Linked DNA regions of Homo sapiens: region 1 is linked to region 2. A link is a loop called in an ENCODE intact Hi-C map of the cell type or tissue named here. Cell type or tissue: heart left ventricle. All regions are shown on one strand. Each heading gives the region's core, and the rest is flanking DNA. Links, peaks and the distances in the headings are about the cores only. Region 1 overlaps LOC107986289 (a long non-coding RNA gene). Region 2 overlaps PARM1 (prostate androgen-regulated mucin-like protein 1).

What was found. Hi-C counts contacts between places; a loop is a spot of excess contacts. Peaks named below come from ENCODE experiments on the same cell type or tissue, not always from the same donor. Only the 100,000 strongest peaks of a DNase experiment are listed, where the experiment ranks them.
Region 1: a loop joins it to region 2, with 2.9 times the contacts of the local background. A loop is called at or near these places in 2 of 110 quality-filtered maps.

What each region holds. Positions count from the first base shown.
Region 1 is chr4:75,051,102-75,062,640 of GRCh38, reverse strand. All of the region lies in intron 1 of LOC107986289 (a long non-coding RNA gene), which reads left to right. Among named protein-coding and RNA genes, the nearest start is that of LINC02562, 28 kb to the left of the region's middle. In heart left ventricle, for the core only: no CTCF peak of the experiment used is centred there; no DNase peak of the experiment used is centred there.
Region 2 is chr4:74,969,235-74,981,337 of GRCh38, reverse strand. All of the region lies in intron 1 of PARM1 (prostate androgen-regulated mucin-like protein 1), which reads right to left. PARM1-AS1 (PARM1 antisense RNA 1) reads left to right here and starts at 10,976. Exons shown (of 4, transcript NR_121617.1): 1 at 10,976-11,051; 2 at 11,697-11,847. In heart left ventricle, for the core only: no CTCF peak of the experiment used is centred there; a DNase peak (open chromatin) is centred at 4,747.

The DNA of each region.
Region 1 (11,539 bases), core at 9,040-11,539, 76 kb before region 2:
GTTTCACCAAGGAACACAGAAAGATATTTTTAAGGTAAGAACTGCTGCTCAGTTACTTCAAAGACCTTGTCCCAAGAGACCAGTAGGCAAAGAAAGTAATTGCCATACTGGCAGGAATAATTGACCCTGACCATCAGCTGCTGCTGAGCAATATAGGAGCAGAGAATGATATATTTGGCACTCAGGTGATCCACTTAGTTTGCTCTTGGCAACCCTTCGCCCAGTTTTGATGGTAAATGAACAAACACAGCCATCATGCCCTAAGAAGGTCATGGTGACCAGTGAGTTGACAATGGCGACCCTAGGAGTCTATCACATCAGCAGCCTAGCTGCCTATACCAGCAGAGATGCTAGTTGAGGGAAAAGAGACTCCAGCATTGGCGGTGGAGGACAGGGAAGATGACTGTCTGTTACTTCCTTGAGATAGCTGCAGTGACAGGAATGGTAGTTTCTCGCATTAACCTTTCTCTTGTAAGAGTCCCCCAGAATACTGGAGTTTTCCCAGAATTTATTACATGAAACAAGTGGAACTAAATGGTGCCAAAGTTGTCTACAGTGGAGGTCATGGTGTGCCACCCAGATCCCCTTCCAGGTCTGTTTGTTAATCCCCCCAGCTGGCAGGAGGGTTGGTGGCAGATAGTCTCAGCTGAACTTCCTTTCTGGGACTTGCTATGGAGTGGAGAGAGCTGTCTTGCCTGAATTTATGTCCCCGTGGGGTGAGGAGACATGTGAACCTGTAATACTCATCAACTTAAGACAAAGCTGAAGGGGCACCTCAGACTCAGAGGTCCTCACAGGATTGGCTGAGACCTTTGCTGCAACTGTACTGCAGTTCCAGCTTGCCCTCTGCCCAATCCTGCTTCTTTCTCTCCCTTTCAGGTGCTGATCCCAAATTCACTTTCCAATAAGCCTCCTGCACACAGATCTCCGTTTTGGAGAATGATCCTCAGGTTTCTGATCTGTGAGAGGTTTTTGCCAACTTATATTCCACTAGAAAAAATAATCATTTTATTAAAGCATGTCTGGCATTGGATACCTTGATTTTTAAAGTTGGAAATGTGTTTTTTGTTGTCTAATTTTACTATGCAAAAATGGTATATCAGTTTTATTTAGAATTTAAAAAATTACTACCAAGGTTGAAAATATTCTTACATATTCATTTACTAGTTATACTTTTTCTCTCATAAAATGTCTGCAGGCATGAATATTTCTGGACCTGGCCTTTTAATGTCATCCATACCAATAACTGTTTCTTTTCCACCTTTCCTACTTCTTTTATGTGGTGCACAGCAGAGGATTTTGAAGCATGCTGATCTTGTTTACTGTCAGGGTTTAAGACACTATTCTATTCTTCAATCTCCCAAATTCCTAGAAAGGCCTATTAATAAAATTGGGTAGAATATTGGGTTGAAAATATGCTAAATGTAAATAGGTTTTTTATTAAAGAGCAATAAACATACTTCATTACTCCTTTTGCTTGTTTAAGCTTTTTGAGCTTGTGACTTCAACTTTTCCAAGGCTGGGCTATTTACTCTGGATGTAGGATTACATATTTCAGGACTAAATGTGCAGACATAACACTCAGTATTCATGACCCTGTATTGGGACCCTCTTCAGACTGACAAAAAACTTCAGTCTTCTTTTGACTTCTTAGAAAAGATTACACAGACTTAAGGATATTTGGAAGTCTTTTCAAAAGTCAGAAACACTTTTATATCACTCCAAACTACTGCTGACATTTAAAAACTTGATTATGCAAAGAACTTCATCTCTAGGACATGGAATTACCAAATAACTCAATTGAGACCAGAATTTTTTCCTAGCTCTAAGAGAAGTGATGTTAGTAGGATTAGTTAACAGGCCAGAGTACTCATTTTGAGCAAAGACATCATATGTAATTAATGGTATATTTGGAAACAGGCACCACTTGACTTAGGATGGCTTAACTTGAGAACTTTCATCTTTATAGGCTTATCAAGAACAAATTTTTATTTATGATTACCTAACAGCTGAAACTGATGTGCTCTCAGAATAAAGTCAATGCAAATAATTAGTGATAAGACAATGTGATGTGCTAATTTGAGAGGTGGAAAAATTGTGATGATATGGATTCATGATTGGCTAAAGAACATGCCCTTCAACTAAGCTATAAATTTCGGCAAGGGCAGTAATTATCTCTTTTTAAAACTCTTACATACAGAGCTTGTGAAAACATCACAAAAACATGGTAAATGGAGTGAAAGATGCTTTGAACATTCCAAAAGAGAACTGATTGTCAAATTATCAGATTTTAGGGCAAGCTGAAAGGGTTGATATAGAGAAGTTAGCTGAAGTCTTTGCAAATGAAAGCTACTGTTCAAGATGGGTGCTTAATTTTTGAAAAGGAAACAGGAGATCTCTGTAAGAGAAGTCACCTGGAAAACTCCTCCCTTAGAAATGACCATTCATCTTCACTGGCTTATCAGTGGAAAATTTTGCCCCAGACAATCCAAATATTGAACATTTTTAGGTCCCTGGAGCAAAGAGAATTGCTGATTCTGACTACTTAGAAACCTACCAGGAAAAGAAGGCCTCTTTAGTCCACTGGGCTTTCATTTTCAGGAGCTAAACAATTAGCCTATATCCTCCCTCATCACAGACATTTTCAAATGTAGATTTATATCATGTGTTTGGTTTTACATACTAAATATATTTTTATCAAAGTGTGTACACAAAGTGTGGGGGTTTTTCTTTTCATGATTATTTGGCGTTTTAATTAAGCGAAATGGGTTTTTAGGAACAAAACTCAAATTTATAAAACTTCAACTAATTTAGCTGTCATCCAGAAACTTTATTGTAAATAATTTGTCAACAAGATTTGCATTTCTAATTTCAGTTTTTCATTCCTTCTGAGGCACAGAGAAAGGAAAAGAAAAATGACAGCTAATGTTTGTTGAGCACTATACACAAAGGATCTTATTTAGTCCTTATAAACAACACTGCCAAATAAGACTTAACATCTGTAGTTTTTTAGGTGAGGAATTAGAAGCTATGGGAGACTGAATTATGTGCCCAAAGTCATTAAAGCCAGTAACTGGCAGAACTGAGACTTAATTGCAGGTTTATGTTCACATGCCAATTTGCCAATAATCTATCCAACAAGAAGATAAAGATGTGGCATGAAGTTATTAGCTTGAAAGTAAACATTGTGAGTCCAGGCTGGGCGCGGTGGCTCACGCCTGTAATCCCAGCAATTTGGGAGGCCGAGGCGGGTGGATTACCGGAGGTCAGGAATTTGCGACCAACCTGACCAACATGGTGAAACCCCGTCTCTACTAAAAATACAAAAAAATTAGACGGGCGTGGTGGTGGGCGCCTGTAATCCCAGCTACTCGTGCGGCTGAGGCAGGAGAATCGCTGTAACTGGGAGGCGGAGGTTGCGGTGAGCCGAGATGGAGCCACTGCACTCCAGCCTGGGGGACAGAATGAGACTCCGTCTCAAAACAAACAAACAAAAAACATTGTGAGTTTTACTTTGTTTTATCCTACAATACGCCTAGTTTAGGGCTGGGTACATAATAGACGAGCAATTGGAAGGTGAGGAGATGGATAAAGCATGGACTTGGGAACTATAGCACTCAGGCTCCAGAGTCAAACCTTTGGGCTGAAATCATCCTTGATTCACCACTAACCAAATAGGTTACCTTGGGTGAGTAACTTTTACTTCCTAGTTGTGCCTCAGTTTCCTCACATGGTAATGTCACAGGATCCTTGGGGTGTTGTTTTGCCAGCTGGAAACCTCTGTGGCTGGTGGCACCTTCTGCCTGAGCATTGCTCAGGCCTGCTGGGCTTGTTCCACCCACTCAGCCTAGTGGGCTGCGCTTGGCTTATTCTTCTGGCCCAGATCCCACACCTGCCAAGGGCGAGCTGGGCATGGAGCTGCAAAGAGTGTGCGGGTGAGTGAGTGCGTGGTCTGGCCACTGTGCACAGCCAGGCATGCTGGCTGTTGCGGCAGGGCAGGCAGCTCCAGGCGCCAGCACAGGTGTCAGCCCTGCGCAAGACTGCGGCTGGACCAGATGGACAGCATGCAGCTTCTGCTGTGGACACCTGCATCTGGACGAGGGGAATGTGTTGGTGCCTAGAAGCTTCGAGATGCCAGGAACTGCAGGGCCTCAAAGAGGATGTCACAGTCCTGACTCAGGGAGCCCCTAGGTCTGGGCTCCCTGAAGGGCCCCAGCTCTTCTCTCCTTCTTGTTGCCCACAGCGTGGTAAGGTGGCAAGGGTATTTCAGCTCTGTTTGTGTTATGGCTCTTTCAGTCCTGCCATTTGGCAGGTCCTGAGTTCTTGTCCTGCGTCCAGGAAGAAAGAGGTATGTAGACAACTGGAGGGTGAACAAAGCAGAGAGGAGCTTCATTGAGAGGCAGAACAGCTCTCAGGAGACCCACAGTGAGTAACTCCTTTCCACAGGCAGGTCGTCCCATTGAGTGTCCAGCTCTCAGTAGAGCGGGTAGCTCCTTTCCGCAGGCAGGTTGTCCCGATATCTGTTGGATGCTGGCTGAGTCCAGGGTTTTTATACGCTCAGAAGGGAGGCAGTGCTTGCTGATTGGTTCATGGACGACCATGGGTGGGCCTGGAAAAAGTATCATAAATTCTCACTCCTGGCCAGGGACTTCACCCGGAACTGTCCGGCCCCCAGGCCTCAGGTCATCCCTGGCTTGAAGATGGGGTTTCACCAGGGACCCACCCTTTTCAGCCCAGGAAACTGTCTGCCTCCTGCCATCAATAGGCCATCCATGGTGCCCAGGCTGTTCCTGCCAAAGGGTGCTGGCACGCCCCAAGCAGCCCTCAGCACTCCTTCATCCTCCCTCCCATGCTGGTTGGTGCCCAAAGTCCAGAGGGGCCTGAGGTGGCAGGGGCTAGTGTGTCAGTGCTGCCCTGAGCACGTGCACACCCAGCCAGGTTGCAGCAGTGCCTGCCTGGGCTTGGCCGCAACTTTGCGCCAGCCCGGAATGGGCACCAGGAGAGGGAGCAGGCACTTTCAAGCCTGTTGGGGGAGGGAACTTCCTGGACCCCGGAAAGCGCAGTGATGCCTCGGTCCAGAACCATGGCTGGGCGGCGCCCGGGAATGCGGGTCTCCTGTCCCACCAGCTGGATAAAGGGTGGGGCCCCCGCCTGTTCCCAGCCTTGCCAGCTCCTCCTAGCGCAGCCCCGGCCATGCCTCCCAGGCTGCAGTTAGCATCCCCACAAGGGGCTGCTCCAGACAGGCCAGTGCCGTCATTAATAAAATGGGGATAAAATACCTATCTTTTAGGGTAATTGTGAGGATTGAGTTGATCTTGGTAAAACACTTAGAATAGTATCTGGCACATAATAAGTGCTCAGTGAATATTAGCTTTTATCATTATGATTAATCAGATTCTACTACACTGTGGCTGTGTTCAACTTGAATGTCTCAGTTTCCTCATCTGTAAAATGAGGAAAATCATTTATCTTACATGGCTATTTTATTTGGCAATAATATGCTTTATTATTTCTAAATGAAATATTTTATTATGCTGTGGATCTAATGAAACAACATTTGTAAATTTGCTCTGTGCCAGGTACTATTCTAAGCATGCTGTTGGCATTGATTCATTTAACTTTCATAACAGCCTAATAAGGCAGATGCCATTCTGATCCCCATTTTACAGATGAAGAAACTGAGGAAACAAGAGGTTAAACAATTTTTTTCAGGGTCACACAACTGGTAATTAGCTCAGCCGAGATTCAAACCCCGACACAGTAGCTCCACCGTAGTCTAAGTCTATGATGACTACACTATGCTATGTATCTAAAGCAATAACATTTGTAAAGAACCTGCCCAGTTCCTGACATAGAGAAGAAGCTTAGTAGATGTGAGCACTTTGCCTATCTTTTCAATAAATACCCTTTGAAATTCTCATGGAATGCAAAATGATATAAATTTTTCAGCTGGCCTACATGGTTTACTAAAATGTCCACTTTTAAGTAATAGTGGCATCCCTGTACTCTTGGAAGGCACACAGAAATATATGAACACACCTCTCTCTGATTAGGCCCACCTTGGATCATCTTTTCTGTTGACACTTAGGAGTTTCAGTTAGCAAGACATCAACATGCACTCATGTGTGTGCAGTGATATCCTGCAGAGCAGCTGTCAATGATGACAGTTTGGAACAGAACAGCTGGAGGGCAGACCTGAGTTTCTAATGACTGAGAAAAAGTCATGGAAATAAGGCAGCCAAAGGGCTCGTGGCTGACAGTGGTGCGCACCTCCCCACGTTACTGTTCTGGGTTTCTTAATGGGGATGCTGTAAAAATTGTAGGTGGTACAATTCCGGGTTGTGCAGGACTGTCCTGAACAAATCAACCTAGACTATTTCTTTCTCTGTAGCATTTGCAGCATCCTTGACTCCCAGATACTAAATGCCAGTAACTACACCAGTCATAGTAACAACTAAAAAACACAACTAAGAGATGCTGCCACACTTTGTTGCCCTGGGGGAAGATGTGGTGTTATCACCCCTATTGAGAACTGCATCCTGTGGGGCCTTTTGGATTTACCAGGCTTATGTGTAGAAGGTGTGTCTTACGTATTATCTCCCTTCTCAAAATTGGGGGCAGTATCCCAGCATTAGCACCACCTGGGAGGTTATTACAAATGCAAGTCTCAGACTCCACCTCAGAACTATGAATTAGAATCTGCATTTTAACAAGATCTCCAGTAATTTGCATGCGCATTAGAGTTTGAGAAGCATTTCCATCCTAGGTAGAACATGGATTTTGGAGTAAGAAGGTCCAGGGTTAAAATTCAGTCTCTGACTCTTACTAGCTGTGTAACCATGGGAATGTCACTTAACCTTTCTAAGCCTCAGTTTTCTGCTCTCTGAAAAGATCTTAATTCCTCATGTGTAGGCACGTAACAGGTATTCAACAAATGTCATTTCTCTTCTCCTCTCCAACCTTTCATCAGAGAACATAGTCAAGAAAACCACTTTAGCTCTTTGGATATCATTAGGGAATTATTACCATAGGACAGTGTGGCAAGATAAAGAAAGATGACTACTTTCTCTCTTTTTCCACAGTTAAAGACACACTATATATCAAGTTCCAGTTGTGGCATTGCTGGGCATGGCAGATACTCGAAGAGGGGTTGATCTGGGTGTGACCAGGATTAGAAAAGGCCAATACCCCTGGTTCAAACATGTCAGTTAGGAGGAACAAATCAAATTCCCAGATGAAATCTGGGACTGATGGCAAAGGATAGATCTTCACAGGGAGAGCCCAGAGAACAAGTTCAGGCCCAGGAAGTCAGTCAGGCAGATGGTGGGGCACGAGAATCAGAGAGACATCTGGAAATAAGGAAGAGAGGAAACACTTATCAGGACGCTCTCACATCCTTTGGCCTTATCCTCTTCTTGCTCCTGGTGTACCCCGCACATTGCTCTACCAAGGTGCCCATTATACACTACAGAATCTTAGATTGGACTGTTTCATTAACAGATTCAAAGCATTTTGAAGATGAGTTTTTGAGAGGTCATGTCTTGTTTTATTGTTTCACCTAAATATCATATGCAATTTCTAAGAAAGTATCTGGAATGTGTAAAAGAATACTGTTTGTTAAATGATTGAAGGGATGAGTGAATGAATGTTTTGCTTCCAACACTGTAATTTCCATCAGAGGCCATTCCTTAGAGAAATCTATGGGGCTTTTAGGAGAGCAAACATTGAGACTCTCTGTGAACAAACACATCCTTGTTGGTTTCAACTCCCATTGGCCTGTAATCAGGTAGCAGCCTGGATTTCCCACTGCCACCTGTCTTCTTACATCCAGTGTCTCAAGCCTATGCTTCTCTATAGGAGAAACCAAAGGAAAAAGGATATAAAGTTGTCAGAATTTTCAGTCTACCAGTTTTTCTTTGCTCATGGTTTTGGCTATGGTTAGATTGAGAGTCTGTTACTTTTCAAGGACCAGCTGCCTAAGTTTCTAGGAGATCAAGGAGGCTAGGAAAGAATGTTTGTGCCTTTCTTTACTGAAAAGCCACCTGCCAGCCCCCTGGGATTGCTCAGATGGTCAGTGCCCCAAATTCTTGCTCAGGGATTTACCTGAACTCTCATAGATGAAGCAATGAAACTGGCCTATAGGAGACAGACATGAAATCCAGCCTCTCCACCCTTTGGAGGAGAAGCCAGCAGGTAGGTTACACTGGAAACCCTTAGAAGGGGACAGGTAAAGGCCTCAGGTTGTGTTCCCTTGAGTAGAGCTGCTTGATGAACTTGGCTCCTTTCCAGAAATGGATGTTCAGAAGGAGGATGGGACAACCCGTCAGACAGTCCCTGGGCCTAAGGACGTGAGATTAATTGTCATTGAGGATTACTCATCCTATAAAAGTTAAGTGTATTTCATTTCATTGCTTATCAGCTCCAGAGCTTGTTATCAGTGGCTCAGTAAAAGCATCTGCAGCCTGAAATGTGTATGAAATGGCTCATGGCACTTCTAAGTTGGAAGTGAATACATTTAAGAAAACCTTGTTCTTTCTCTCCCCCACGCTTCCTGGCATGTCTTTTATCAACTCCTCGCTGTCTGAAGGATGCATAGGTCTTCTCAGAAGAGCTCAAGCAGAGATAGGAGAGCTGGGGGGAGTTAGTGGGCAGATCGGGGCATGGAATGGTCCATGGCTCTTCAGGCATCAAGCCAAGGGCTGAGAATGGTTCTGAATCCCTTCTCTATTTTCTCCTCCACTTTTTCTTTACCTTTTTGGTAAGGGTAGGTGAGGAGGGCTGGAAGGATGGGGGAGGAGAGAGGAAAAAAACAATGAAAATAGGAAGGGGAATGTATTTGGAACATTACATGCAATGTGAGCTGGTCTTTCTTTTCAGTGGTAGAAACATTATTCAGTTTAGCAGCTCCCTTTTCCTTTTCTAGTACCCAAGTGTTAGCCGTATTCTGAAGGCAGCTTTGAGTCACCCTGCCACATAAAGAACCAGGATGAAGTGAAATGTTGACTGAGGACAAGATGAACATGCAATGATCAGTGGAAGAAGAAAGTTATAAATACCAGTATGGTCATATGACTAGGGGTAAAAGGGAGTCTTTAGTAACTATGCATATTCTCTTGTTTGCTTTGATATGTATATGTGTGTGTGTGTATAAATCAGTTCTTTTTCTGTCCTTATTCCCTTCTGTCCAATATAAAGTGAGTTAAAGTAACTAACCCTATAATTTGGTATCAAAGGAAGACTGCATCTGAACTGGGAAAGGCATGAACATTCCCAGAGATAAAAGCAACATATGGAATGATGTGTCTTCCTTTTTAGGGAGAAGGTGTGTGCATCCTCAGTTGTGTAAGGAACAGTTGCATAATGTTACAGATAACATACTGTTGTTATTGACTTTTTGCCAAGTTCTCATTTGGGGTAACAGAGGTGGCCTGTGATTATTTGCTTATTTTTAGCTCAGCATTATCACCTTTTCTAAGATCTTTGTAATACAGAGGAGAAGCCAGAAATTACATTTCTCAGAATGCTCTTTCCCTTATGGCTCTGGCTAGAGTTTGTCTATGAGAGGTTCTCAGGCAAGATATGGAAGATGGAAAAAAGGCAAAGCCATTCTTCTTCAGAAACAGTTGCATCAGGTGTGTGGGCAGGTGTGACTTTCCAGTGAGCTCTTGAGAACCATTCACTTCACCGTTGTAGCCTGAGATGGTGGCCATTTTCCAGAAACCCTGGCATTTTAGCGATTATCTACTGGTGGTTTCCCTAATCTTTTCTCCTGCTCTCTCAAAGTCCGTATAAGAAACTAAGTTTTATATGAAATCCACAACTTTGTATTAAAACTTTTAACATATATTCCAGAAATACACAGAGCAGTTTTTTGGTTTCTCATGTCAAACCTCTGAATGTCTTGGCACAGTGGCTGGCAGTGAGCATTTGTGTCTCACACTACCTGACAACACTTGGCTTATGACTGATGTGAACTTTTCAACACTCTTCTCAGTGGTGTTTGTTGCAGCAAATTCTGTCCAAATGCTGAGGGAGAAATGGCTAGTGGGAGAACAAGACAGTAGTATAGACTGTCTCATTACAGCTGCTGTATGGACCTGGTGACAAGGGAAGGGTCAGCCTGGAGTGTCCTGCTGTTAAGTTGGTGGTTGTCAGATGAGTGACTTTGACTGGAAGTGCCATGGTGTAGACAGAGACAACTCACAGTCTGCCAGGTCATCAGTTCTGAGGGTGCGACTGCTTTCAAAAGATCCCAAGCCACCATCCTGATGAACAGGAATATGTAAAGGCTCAACCACAGAGCTGCCCAGTTGTGGGTGCCCTTAAAATAGGCCCTTTGGGCCACTCTAGAAACCTTCTTCAGGGAGAAAGCTGCTTCTGCATTGGATGCCCAACTTTGGCTTCAGGTTGTCTCACCTGGCTGGGCATGTTTGATGGGCAGCAGCACATACATGTCAAGAATCTCTGGCATGGAGTGAAAATTTGGCTTGGGAGTGGTCCAGAGCATGGACCCTGGAGACCCATGGTCCCTATTTCAATTCTGCCCCACCGCTGTGTGACCTTGGGTAATTTTCTCTACCTCTTTGGCCCTTAGTTTTCTCTTCTGTACAATAGAGATGTTAATAATATCTATCTCATAGGGATGTTAACCCATGTAAAGTTCTTACAACAGTATCTAGTTCACAGTAAGTGCTATGTGAGAATAAGCTGTCAATATTATTACTACCCTGAGGAAAGACAAGTTGGCCCAGTGATGGAATTTCAGGGTAAGATCAGGGAGAGACTCCGAGGGCAGCATCTCTAGTCTAGGCTGCCATGAATTCACATCTGATTCTTGGGAAGAGCAGGGAGGCTGCAAGTTGAAATTAGGAGAGGTTTTCACCAAAATTCTGTGAGACAATGGGGCTCTGTGCTGGTGTCCTGACAGGACAGGAGGGAAGGCAGTCTCCCCTTTGGCAGAGAACACAGCCATAGATGTGGGAGTCAGCAGAGACAGTGTCTGGCAGGGGATATGTGCTTTAAGAGCTGACTGGGCTTGCTCTGGACTGCATGCTAGACACCCTTGAGACTGCCTGAAATAGCTGAGAGGGACTTTGCAAGGGGCAGAAGGTCTCATATGAGCAGCAGGTATGAGGGTCTTAAGACCCAGGTTAGATTTACATTGGACACCAGTCCTTTGGGTGGTAAAAGACGAAGGGCTCTGGTGCCAGATGGACATGGTTTGAACCCCACCTCTTCCACTTACTAAACTGTAAATACTTGGAGGACAGGGACTATCTTGTTCATTACAGAGTACATAGAAGGATTCAATATGTGGATGAATAAATTTAATATTCTGGAACTTCAGTTTCCCCATCTGTAAAATGGAGATAATGTAATGACCGCTAAAGCAGATGCAAGGATTACACTAGATAATGCTCACAGACACCCAAGTTTCCTAAAGAATATTATACTTCTGTTTTTGTAGTAATTATTGTGTATCTTGCTTAGGATAAAAACTCAGTATATTTGTTGACTCAAACTGATTAATGGTGTTTTG
Region 2 (12,103 bases), core at 3,340-5,839:
CACATAAATGTCTTAAAGAAGTATATGCTCATGTCCTTTGCCCACTTTTTAGTGAGGTTGTTTGTTTTCTTCTTGTAAATTTGTTTAAGTTCCTTGTAGATTCTGGATATTAGACCTTTGTCAGATGGATAGATTGCAAAAATGTTCTCCCATCCTGTAAGTTGTCTGTTCATTCTGATGATAGTTTCTTTTGCTGTGCAGAAGCTCTTTAGTTTAATTAGATCTCATTTTTCAATGTTTGCTTTTGTTGCAATTGCTTTTGACATTTTCATAAGGAAATCTTTGCCTGTGCCTATGTTCTGAATGGTATTGCCTAGACTTTCTTCTAAGGTGTTTATAGTTTGGGGTTTTACATTTAAATCTAATCCATCTTGAGTTAATTTTTATATAAGATATAAGGAAGTTTCAATTTTCTGCATATGGCTAGCTAGTTTTCCCAGCACCATTTATTAAATAGGGAATCTTTTCCCCCATTGCTTGTTTTTGTCAGGTTTGTTGAAGATCAGATGGTTGTAGATGTGTGGTCTTATTTCTGAGTTCTCTATTTTGTTCCATTGGTCTATGTGTCTGCTTTTGTACCAGTACTGTTTTGGTACCAGCCATTTTGGTTACTTTCACCTTGTACCAGTTTGAAGTCAGGTAGTGTGATACCTCCAGCTTTGTTCTTTTTGCTTAGGATTGTCTTGGCTATACGGGCTATTTTTTGATTCCATATGAATTTTAAAATAGTTTTTTATAATTCTGTGAAAAATGTCAATGGTAGTTTAATGGGAATAGCATTGAATCTATAAATTACTTTGGGCAGTATGGTCATTTTCATGACACTGATTCTTCCTATCCAGGAGCATATAATGTTTTTCCATTTGTTTGTGTCCTAATTTCCTTGAGAAGTGGTTTGTAGTTCTGCTTGAAGTGGTCCTTCACTTCCCTTATTAACTGTATTCCGAGGTATTTTATTCTCTTTGAAGCAATTGTGAATAGAAGTTCGTTCATGATTTGGCTTTCTGCTTGTGTGTTATTGGTGTATAGGAATGCTTGTGATTTTTGCAAACTGATTTTGTACCCTGAGACTTTGCTGAAGTTGCTTATCAGCTTAAGAAGCTTTGGGGCGGAGATGATGAGGTTTTCTAGATATAGGATCATGCCCTCTGCAAACAGAGACAGTTTGACTTTTTCTCTTCCAATTTGAAACACTTTATTTCTTTCTCTCGCCTGATTGCCCTGGCCAGAAAATCCAACACTATGTTGAATAGAAGTGGTGAGAGAAGGCATTTTGTCTTGTGCCAATTTTCAAGGGGAATGCTTCCAGCTTTTACCCATTTAGTATGATATTGGTTGTGGGTTTGTCATAAATGGCTCTTATTATTTTGAGGTATGTTCTTACAATAGCTAGTTTACTGAGAGTTTTTAACATGAAGGGATGTTGAATTTTATCAAAGGCTTTTTCTCCATCTAGTGAGATAATCATGTGGTTTTTGTCTTTAGTTCTCTTTATGCGATGACTTAACGTTTATCGATTTGTGTATGTTGAACCAGCCTTGGATCCTGGGGATGAAGCTGACTTGATCATAGCAGATAAACTTTTTGATGTGCAGATGGGTTTGGTTTGCCAGTATTTTATTGAGGATTTTTGCATTGATGTTCATCAGGGATGTTGGCCTGAAGTTTTCCTTTGTGTTGTTGTTGTGTCTCTGCCTGGTTTTGGTATCAAGATGGTGCTGGCCTCATAAAATGAGTTAGGGAGAAGTCCCTCCTTTTCAATTTTTTGGTATAGTTTCAGTAGAAATGGTACTAGCCCTTCTTTGTACCTCTGGTACAATTTAGCCATGAATCTGTCTGATCATGAGCTTTTTTTGGTTGGTAGGCTATTTATTTCTGCCTCAATTTCACAGCTGGTTATTGGTCTATTCAGGGATTCAACTTCTTTCTGGCTCAGTCTGGGGAGGGTGTATGTGTCCAGGAATTTATCCTTTTCTTCTAGATTTTCTAGTTTGTTTGCATAGAGGTGTTTATAGTATTCTCTGATGGTTGTATTTCTGTTGGGTCAGTGGCGATATCCCCTTTATCATTTTTTATTGTGTTTATTTGATTCTTGTTCTTCTTTATTAGTCTAGCTAGTGGTCTATTTTAATATTTTTTTTAAAAAAGAACAGCTCCTGGATTCATTGATTTTTTCGAAGGTTTTTTTTTGTGTGTGTGTGTGCGTCTCTATCTCCTTCTGTTCCTCTCTGATCTTGGTTGTTTCTTATTTCTGTTAGTTTTGGGGTTGTTTGCTCTTGGTTCTCTAGTTCTTTTCATTGTGATGTTAGGGTGTCTATTTGAGATGTTTCTATATTTTTGATATGAGCATTTAGTGCTATAAATTTCCCTCCTAACACTGCTTTAGCTGCATCCCAAAGATTCTGGTACATTGTCTCTTCATTCTCATTAGCTTCAAAGAACTTCTTGATTTCTGCCTTAATTTTATTATTTACCCAGGAGTCATTCAGGAGCAGGTTGTTCAATTTTGATGAAATTGTGTGGTTTTGAGTAAGTTTCTTAATCTTGAGTTCTAATTTGATTGTGCTGTGGTCTGAGAGACTGTTATGATGTCAGTTCTTTTGCATTTGCTGAGAAGTGTTTTACTATCAATGATGTGATCAATTTTAGAGTAAAGTGTCAGGCAATTCTGAGAAGAATGTATATTCCATTATTTTTGGGGTGGAAAGTTTTGTATATATCTATTAGCTCCATTTGATCCAGAGCTGAGTTCAAGTCCTGAATATCTTTGTTAATTTTCTATCTTGATGATCTATCTCATAATGACAGTAGGGTGTTAAACTCTCCCACTATTATGTGTGGGAGTATAAATCTCTTTGTAAGTCTCTAAGCACTTGTTTTATAAATCCGGGTGCTCCTGTATTGGGTGCAAATATATTTAGGATAGTTAGCTCTTCATGTTGAATTGAACCCTTTACCATTATGACCTTCTTTGTATTTTTTTATCTTTGTTGGTTTAAAGTCTGTTTTGTCTGAAACTACACTTGTAGCCCTTGATTTTTTCAGCTTCCATGTGCTTGGTAAATTTTCCTCCATCGCTTTATTTTGAGCCTATGTGGGTCTTTGCACATGAGATGGGTCTCTTGAATACAGCACACTGATGAGTCTTGACTCTTTATCCAGCTTGCCATTCTGTGTCTTTTAATTGGGGGCATTTAGCCCATTTACATTTAAGGATAATAATGTTATGTGTGAATTTGATCCTGTCATCATGATTCTAGCCAGTTATTTTGCAGACTTGTCAATGTAGTTGCTTCATATTGTCATTGGTCTGCATACCTCAGTGTGTTTTTATAGTAGCTGGTAATGGTTTTTCCTTTCCATATTTAGTGCTTCCTTCAGGAGCTCTTGCAAGGCAAGCCTGGTGGTGACTAATTCCCTCAACATTTGTTTGTCTGAAGAGGATTTTATTTCTCCTTCACTTATGAAGCTTAGTTTGGCCTGATATGAAATTCTGGGTTGGAAATTCTTTCCTTTAAGAATGTTGATGTTGGCCCCCAATCTCTTTTTGCTTGTAGGGTTTCCACTGAGAGGTTTGCTGTCAGTCTGATGGGTTTCCCTTTGTAGGTGACCTGGCCTTTCTCTCTGGCTGCCCCTAACATTTTTTCCTTCATTTCAACTTTGAAGAATCTGATGATTATGTGTCTTGGAGTTGATTTTTCTCATAGAGTATTTTACTGGGGTTCTCTGAATTTCCAGGATTTGAATGTTGGCCTGTCTTGCTAGGTTAGGGAAGTTTTTCTGAATGATATCCTGATGAATGTTTTCCAACTTGGGTCCATTCTCCTTGTCTCTTTCATATACCCCCATTAGTTGTAGGTTCAGCCTTTTTACATAATCCCATCCCATAGTTATCAGAGGTTTTGTTCATTCCTTTTTATTCTTTTTTTCTCTAATCTTGTCTGCCTGTCTTGTTTCAGAAGATAGTCTTCAAGCACTGAGATTCTTTCTTACACTTGGTCTATTTGGCTATTGATACTTGTGGTTGCATTGTGAAGTTTTTGTGTAGTGTTTTTCAGCTCCATCAGGTCATTTATGTTCCTCTCTAAACTGGTTATTCTGGTTAATAGCTCCCATAATGTTTTATCATGATTCTTAGCTTGTTTGCATTGGGTTAGAACATGCTCTGGTAGCTCAGTAAAGTTTGTTATTACCCACCTTCTGAAGCCTACTTCTGTCAATTCATCCATGTCAGCCTCAGCCCAGTTCTGTTCCCTTACTGGAGTGGTATTGCAATAATTTGGAGGAGAAGAGGCACTCAGGGTTTTTGAGTTTTCGGTATTCTTGCATTCATTTTTTCCCATTTTTGTGGGTTTATCTACCTTCGATCTTTGAGGCTGATGACCTTTGGATAGGGTTTTTGTAGGGTCTTCTTGTCAATATTGTTGTTGTTGCTTTATATTTGTTTGTTTTTCTTTTAACAGTCTGGCCCCTCTTCTGTAAGGCTGCTGTGGTTTTCTGGGGGTCCACTCCAGACCCTATTCACCTGGGTCCCTCCCGCACCTGGAGGTGTCAGCAGTGGAGACTGCAGAACAGCAAACATGGCTGGTTGCTCCTTCCTCTTGGAACCCTGTCACAGAAGGGCAGCCATCTGATGCCAGCAGGAACACTCCTGTATAAGGTGTCTGGCAACCCCTGTTGGCATGTCTCACCCAGTCAGGAGGCACCAGATCAGTGACCCACTTAATGTACTCTGGCTGCCCCTTGGCAGAGCAGGTGCCCTGCACTGGGGGAAGTCCTCCTCATGTGGACTGCCCAGCCTCTTCAGAGCAAGCAGGCAGGAAAGACAAAGTCCACTAAACTGTGGAAACTGTGGCCACCCCTCCTCCCAGGGTCTCCATCCCAGAGAGTTCAGAGTTCTGTCTGTAAACCCCTGGCTAGAATTGCTGAAATTCCCAGGGAGGCCCCACCCTGTGAGGAGGAATGGATTCAGGTCCCACCTAAAGAAGCAGTCTGGCCATTATCTGCCACAGCTGCTGTACTGCACTGTGGGAATTCCTCCCAGTCCAAACTGCCCAGCTTCCCTGGCACCAGCAGGGGAGAATGACAGACTGGAGCCACAGTGATGGTCATCACCCCTCTCCCCAGGAACCTGGTCATCTTAGGGAGTCTCCAGACTGCTGCCGCTGGCTACAACTCAAGCAGCCACCAAGAGTTTACATGATTCTGTGCTCAGGATCCAAGGCCCTGATGGCATAGGCTCACAGGGGGATCTCCTGATCCACAGAAAAAGCATGGTTTCCCTGGTGAGGTAGCACAATCACTCACCACCTCCCTTGGTTGGGGGTAGGAATTCCCCTTAACCTATGTGGCTCTCAGGTGGGCTGTGGCTCCACCTTGCTTTTTCTCACTCTCTGGGTGTTGTACCAACTGTCTAGTTGGTCCCAATGAGAAAAACCTGAATACCTGTGCTGAAGGTGTAGGATTTACTTGCCATTTTCATTCTTCTCCATGAGAGCCACTGACAGCAGCTGCTTCTAGTCAGCCATCTTGCCCCCTCCTCCCTATTGCTTCAATGTTCTAATTTTCTACAATATCTATATATTGCAACTATAATAATGCAAGACTCAATTAAAAAATTAAACTCAAGCCATTGTGAGGTTGATTATATAATTACACAGAAGTTGTTGAACTACCAATTTACTTGTCTCTCCTAGCCCCGTGAATATAATTAATATAACAAATGTAGTCAAACGTGACTACATGTTTATAAAATATACCTTTGACTTCATGTTCATGAAATACATGCATTTTATAAACTTCTCTGGTGTGCATGTTTTGGTAAAATTTCTGGCAAATGCCAAAACCTAGTAAAGAATATGCCTTCCCTTGTATTCACAGCCATAGTTATGTCTTTCAACTACTCAAAAACTCACACAAAGTCAATTAAAGAAACTGAAATAACTGAACTACTTCTAGGTGGAGCTTCACATCCTATTATTTGTTTTGTTTTACAGAAACATAATACCGCACTCTAACATGATTGGGAAAAGCAAAACTCTCATTAACTGCAGTGTCTTGTTATGACTAACTAGAGTTCATTTAACTCTAAAGCCAGGCTAAAGATGCTTGGTTTTTTAAAGAGTGATACATTAGAATGTGTAATACATCTAACAGGGGATGCAATCTTTCGAAAACTGGATGCCAAAGTCCACCTGTTCTAGCTTTGCAGAGACTGCACTGACATTCAAAGGTTAGGTGAAAGGGGGAATGTGCAAATGTCTGATGCAGTGTCTGATGCTGCCCATATTACTTGCTTTGGCTGCCATAACAAAATGCCACAGACTGTGTGGCTTAAACAACAAAAAATTTTTTGCCCACATTTCTGGAGGCTAGAAGTCTGAGATCAGGGTCTCAAAAGGTCAGGTTCTGGGGAGATGCCCTTTCCTGGGTTGCTAATGACCACCTTTTGCCTGTGTTCTCCCATGAGATGGAGAGAGACAGAGAGCAGGCTCTCTGGTGTTTCTTCTTAGAAGGGCACTACTCCCATCACAAGAGCCCCATCCTTCTGACCTCATCTAAACCTAATTACTTCTGAAAGCCTTATCTCCAAATACCATCACATTGAAGCTTAAGGGCTTCAATATCTGAATTTTAAGGGAATACAATTCAGTTCATAGCACTGCCCTTGAAAGTCACCCCCTCAGGCCAAAGTTTGGGAGGTCACAATAACATGTGCATTCACATATTTACCTTTCTCTACTATGACTGCAATCACCTCCACATTCTATGGTAACAAACCATAATAGAGAATAGAAAACTTCTGACAGGCTAGTGCTGGGAATAAAAGCCTTATATGTCTCCAGGCCTCCTGAGCTTGAATGAGCCGAATTATATTGACATAGATACAGGAGTCTGAAAAACTGGACAAGTCTTCTCTTGAAAGCTATTTAACAACTCCCAGTGGCCCATCCTCCTAGGGTGTCACTGCTATGACAGTGGAGACCTGGGGACCCATGATGGTTAATTCTTTGTGTCAACTTGACTGGGACAAAAGGTGCCCAGATTAAACATTATTTCTGGGTAAGCTCTGTGAGGGTGTTTCTGGATAAAACTAGCATTTGAATCCATGGACTCAGTAAAGTAGTTTGCCCTCCTCAAAGTATGTGGGCATCATCCAATCCGTGGCGAGCCTGAACAGAGCACACACAGAGGAAGGAGGGATTTGCCTCTTCTTTTTCTGCCTCATGGCATAATGTGGGACATCTCACCTCATCTTCTCTGGTCCTTAAACTAAATCACACCGTCAACAACCCTGGCTCTCAGGCCCTCAGATTTGAACTAAATTACACCACTGGCTTTCTTTAGTCTCCAGCTTGCAGACAGAAGATGGTGGTACTTCCCAGCCACTGTAATCATCCGAGCCAATTCTTTACAATAAATCTCTCTCTCTTTCTTTCTCTCTCTCTCTCTACACCCACACACAGACACACACACACACACATACATGTAACATATTTTATTATTTGATTCTCTAATCATGACCAATACAGGATCCCAGTGTCCTAAAATCTGAGGGTGGTGGCCTGGGTTCCTCTGCAGGAACTTGGGTCAAGAGAGAGGAGACAGCCAGAATCTGCAGAGTGTGAATATTATGGGTTTTATCTACCTAAAAAAAATGGTCTATTTAACTTTATGGCCATCTTTAGGCTTGTGCCGCTGCAAGAGGGTCCTGGGAAGGATACCTCAGGACAGGACTTTGTATTCAATTTGTACTGCCTTCCAGGACTCAGATGCAGATGAGGAGACCTGACTCTCCAGTGGCCTCCAGAAGACGAATGTCTCTAGCTCTATCCCTGGACTGTGATATATAACTGGGGAGGCGGTGAGGGGGGCGGGGGGTTGGGAGGGAGAGTTTCTTGTTTTCAAGTTGCTGAGATCTTTATGGGGGAAATAAAAGCATTTTATATGCTGAGATCATTTATTCTTTTAAACACCTTAAAAGTCTGTTCATATTTGTTGGAAATTTTTTTATATATTCATGTGTACTGTACAGTATCTTTAGATGACAGGTTTCACTAATTTTTCTATTTTAAGTTTATATTACACATAATGTGTACCACTGTGAAAATATTCAGATTTTATACTTCATTGACTGAAGAACAAAATCAAAAATCAAAATTCAAACCAAAAAATGTTAAAGAAGGGTCCTAAAGGCAGTGTGGACATGGGAAAGAGGAGTAAATTTAAATACCTCCCATGTGATGGGGTTTTAGAAAATCCATTCTTGTTATTTTTTTTAATCTTCAGAATAACACTGTGAGGTGTGATTGACTCATTATGTGTAAGTGAGGACAATGAGGCTCAGAGATCTAAACATCACATGGTAGATAAGGGGCAGAGCCAATGTTTTACTGTCATCTACTCAAAAGCAAAGCCTTGCCTTCTCCACTACACTGTATCAGCTTGCAGATGTCCTCAAGCCTCCTGTCCCCACAGTGTAAGTCTTCATTTCCCCTTACTGCCTGGACACATTGAGGCATCAGCAAGATGACACCAAAGGACTTAACATTTAAAATAAAATAACCCAAATAACGTAGAGGCTTATCTGTTACTAGGCTCAGATTGAGCTTATGTTACTTTCTGCTGATCGGAAAAAGAAATCATGAAGTACTACTTTGTGTATTTACCGGAAGAATTTTCATAAGCATGCTAAGTAAGAAACAAGTCTCCCAAATATAACTCTTGGTTCCAAGAAGCTATTTACAGCAGAATGTCAAAACTCATATACTACTACCGAAGAACTGCACTAAAAGACACAATTTTGAGAACATTCAGATCCATCTGCAGATGTTTAAAAAGGTAAAGATTTCAGAAACGTGTTGACTTAGATTTGTGCTTCTTTCTGAAGTTATTTTATTGTTACAAAGCATACAAATACATAACTCAGTGCCAAATAAAGGGATTCTGAAAGAAACAGAAAGCGGTTTCAAAACTAAGTGAATGAATATGAGTGAAAGGTAAGTATTATCACAGGTATTTTCTTTTTGCATTGCAAAAACAAAACAAATCCAATGTTTAGGGCAAAAATCAGGGCTCCCCAACAGTAGACCACAATCTTGCAGATGCTCAGGCAATCCCAGAGCCATGTGGCCCTGTTTTCAGCTCATGCTCCTTCTGTCCCTGTAGTTTCATGGGAAGGTGATGTGGGCAGCACTGCTCCACTGAGCATTCTCAGGAATTTCAGTGTTTTTACCCCTTCCCTGCTCAGAGACAGGGCGTGCATGTTGTCAATATCCTTGCTCATCTTTGCAGACTTACAGCCACACCCTAACTACCAGTAACTTCAAGGAGCTACATATGAATAATAAAATATGTGTCACAGAAAATTATTATGCTTGTGGCTGTGAAAGATGTCCTCTGGTTTTGGTAGGAGCAGACACCATCCAGCTAATCAGTGCTGCAGGAAGAATGTGTCCCAATACCTTGAACTTCTCAGAAACCTTGAAAACTTTCTTCTAGAAAGAAGAGTCTAGACTAGGCTGGGAAAAGATTGGGATCAGAGGTAAGGTATTAAAAGGTTAAGCCAGCTCCTCATTAACCCCACTAGTGCAAGTAGGTGATGGAGTGTGCAATTCAGCAAAGCAAGACTCAGAATCTCAGAGAGGAAGGAGATCTGAGGACTTGCCTCACCCTCATGCTTTATTTTCAGATAAACAAAGTCAGCTCAGAAACAAAAACATGACTGTATTTCATCAAATCTAAAAAGTGTCAACTATCAGACACTTGTTATTTTATGTAGTCTTAAGAGTGACACAAAATGCTGTTAATAAAATAGGATATGCCATTGATTGTGAAACACATCTCATTTTTAAAGTGGTAAAAGCAAAAACAAAAGCTTAAAAAAAAATCTGATATGATTTGGCTGTATCCCCACTCAAAACTCATCTTGAATTATAACTCCCATAATCCCCATGTGTCGTGAGAGGGACCAGGTGAGAGGTAATTGAATCACAGGGTCAGGTTTTTCCCGTGCTGTTCTCATGAGAGTGAATAAATCTCACAAGATCTCATGGTTTAATAAAGGGCAGCTCCCCTGTACACACTCTCTTGCTTACCATCATGTAGGACATGCCTTTGCTCCTTCGCCTTCTGCCATGATTGTGAGGCCTCCCTAGCCATGTGGAACTGTGAGTCCATTAAACCTCTTTTTCTTTATAAATACCCAGTCTTGGATATGTCTTTATTTGCCCTGTGAGAACAGACTAATACAGTGTCTTAGAAGGGGTATCTTGATGAAACATAGTAAGCAACTTGCCTCCAAATGCTCACTTCTCAGTCCTTAGGTCTCCTGTTGTTCCCCACTATGCTCATGCAGCTTCATTTCCAATGAGAAACCTAAAATCCAGGAGTGAGGAAACTATCTCAAAGTCACTGAGTGAAGAAGGAGCAGAGCCAGGACTCATACTAGGCCCCTGATTCCTTTGTGCTGGCTCCCACAACTCTATATTGCCTCTCACTCTAAGGTATTTATCTCTTGCTCTGGAAAACAGAGCTAAATTAGTCAGAGAACATTTGCCTCCTGATTAGGTTTAGCTTATGATAACATAAAAATTAAATTGCTGCCCTGAACACATGCAGGCAGGCTGGAAGCAGCCTGGGTAGACATTTACCAGGGTAAGAGAGGGTCTCTGGATTTGAAACATGCTCGGTAAAATCTATAAAGCAGGCAATCCATGTGCCAGGCAATTGAATAGCTATTTATCACAGTTAGATTAGATGTTTTACTCAATCTAGACTTACTGGAATATGGGAGAGAGGCTGAGAATAATTTTATTTTCTCACAGACCTGGCCCTTCCCTCTGCCACACAGCTAGAGCACTGGGATTTCTCCACAACATCTGTGCCACTGCTTAAATGATGGAAGTTTGCCATGTCTGTAACTAAGAGCCTGGCGGCTGACATGTGAGCCGTCCAGCCTCACATGGTCCACAACCCCCTCAAACTTGAAAAGAAGGACAGAGCCACACAAGAGGACAGCTCCTTCTGCAGTGCCTCCTCTGGCCTGACTGGTGAGGTACAAGTTAGGCATGGAAGAGAATTATCTGGAATGTCTTATCTGGCTGGTGCCCCAGGAAACCTGAGATACTGTATACCTCCTGTTCACATACTAACACTTCTAAATTTAGCTTAGGGAGGTGTGGCCTCTAATTCTTCATATGAAGATAAGCTTCCTTTAACTCAGTGTTTCAACCTCTGCATCGTGACTAGATGACATGTGAGTGGAGATACTGACCGCCCCCTGCCCCGCCTTCATCCCTAGGCTGGTCATCTGGCTGTGAACCGCTGTGATTTTTAAATCTGCCAGTGACTTAGACAATAACAAAAGGTTGCATCCAGACTAACTTGGCCCATGTTAAGAACCCTGGGAGCTCAGCCCACAGATCTCAAGATGAGAGTGCAGTGCGCTATCAATTTCTACAATCTCAAAAACAGTGAAAAACAAAACCCCTATTGCTCCTTGGCTACTTTATTCTTATCTGCTGGGTGATAGCTGATAGTAAGGTGTTGAGAGCACCCAGAAGAGAAGGAACAGCCCAGCTGTCCATGGTGGGAGAGGAACAAAGACACCTGCCTTCTCACGAGGTATTTAGTTTCATTGCAACACTACTCAGTCTTTTAACTTTTATTTTCTCTGCCTCCCCTGCCTGATGAAGAAAGGAGACAGCCTCAGAGCTATGCCTCCAGACGCATCATTCCTCTTGCAACACTGACTGTTTTCACAGCAAGATGGGCCCTTTAGCTCTCCTCATGAAATGTGAGGCTGTGTGCCCTCTCTGCCTTCCTCTGACTACAGAGGACCACTGGGTGAGTTTGGAAGGCAAGACACATGTCCTAGCACTGGATACAATGGAGTGGTAACTACATTCAGATTTGCTTGTCTGCAACTTGGGTGATACAACATTCTGAGTGCTGTACTATATTTTCTGGCATTTAAGTCCCTTCTTACATGTTAAAATAGAAATTTGGGTTCATGCTTTCCCTCTAAGTGCCTACAAACCCTCTTTAAACTGCTTAACACAGCCACAAAAGGGCCTTAGACAGCCGCCCCCTCAACACAACG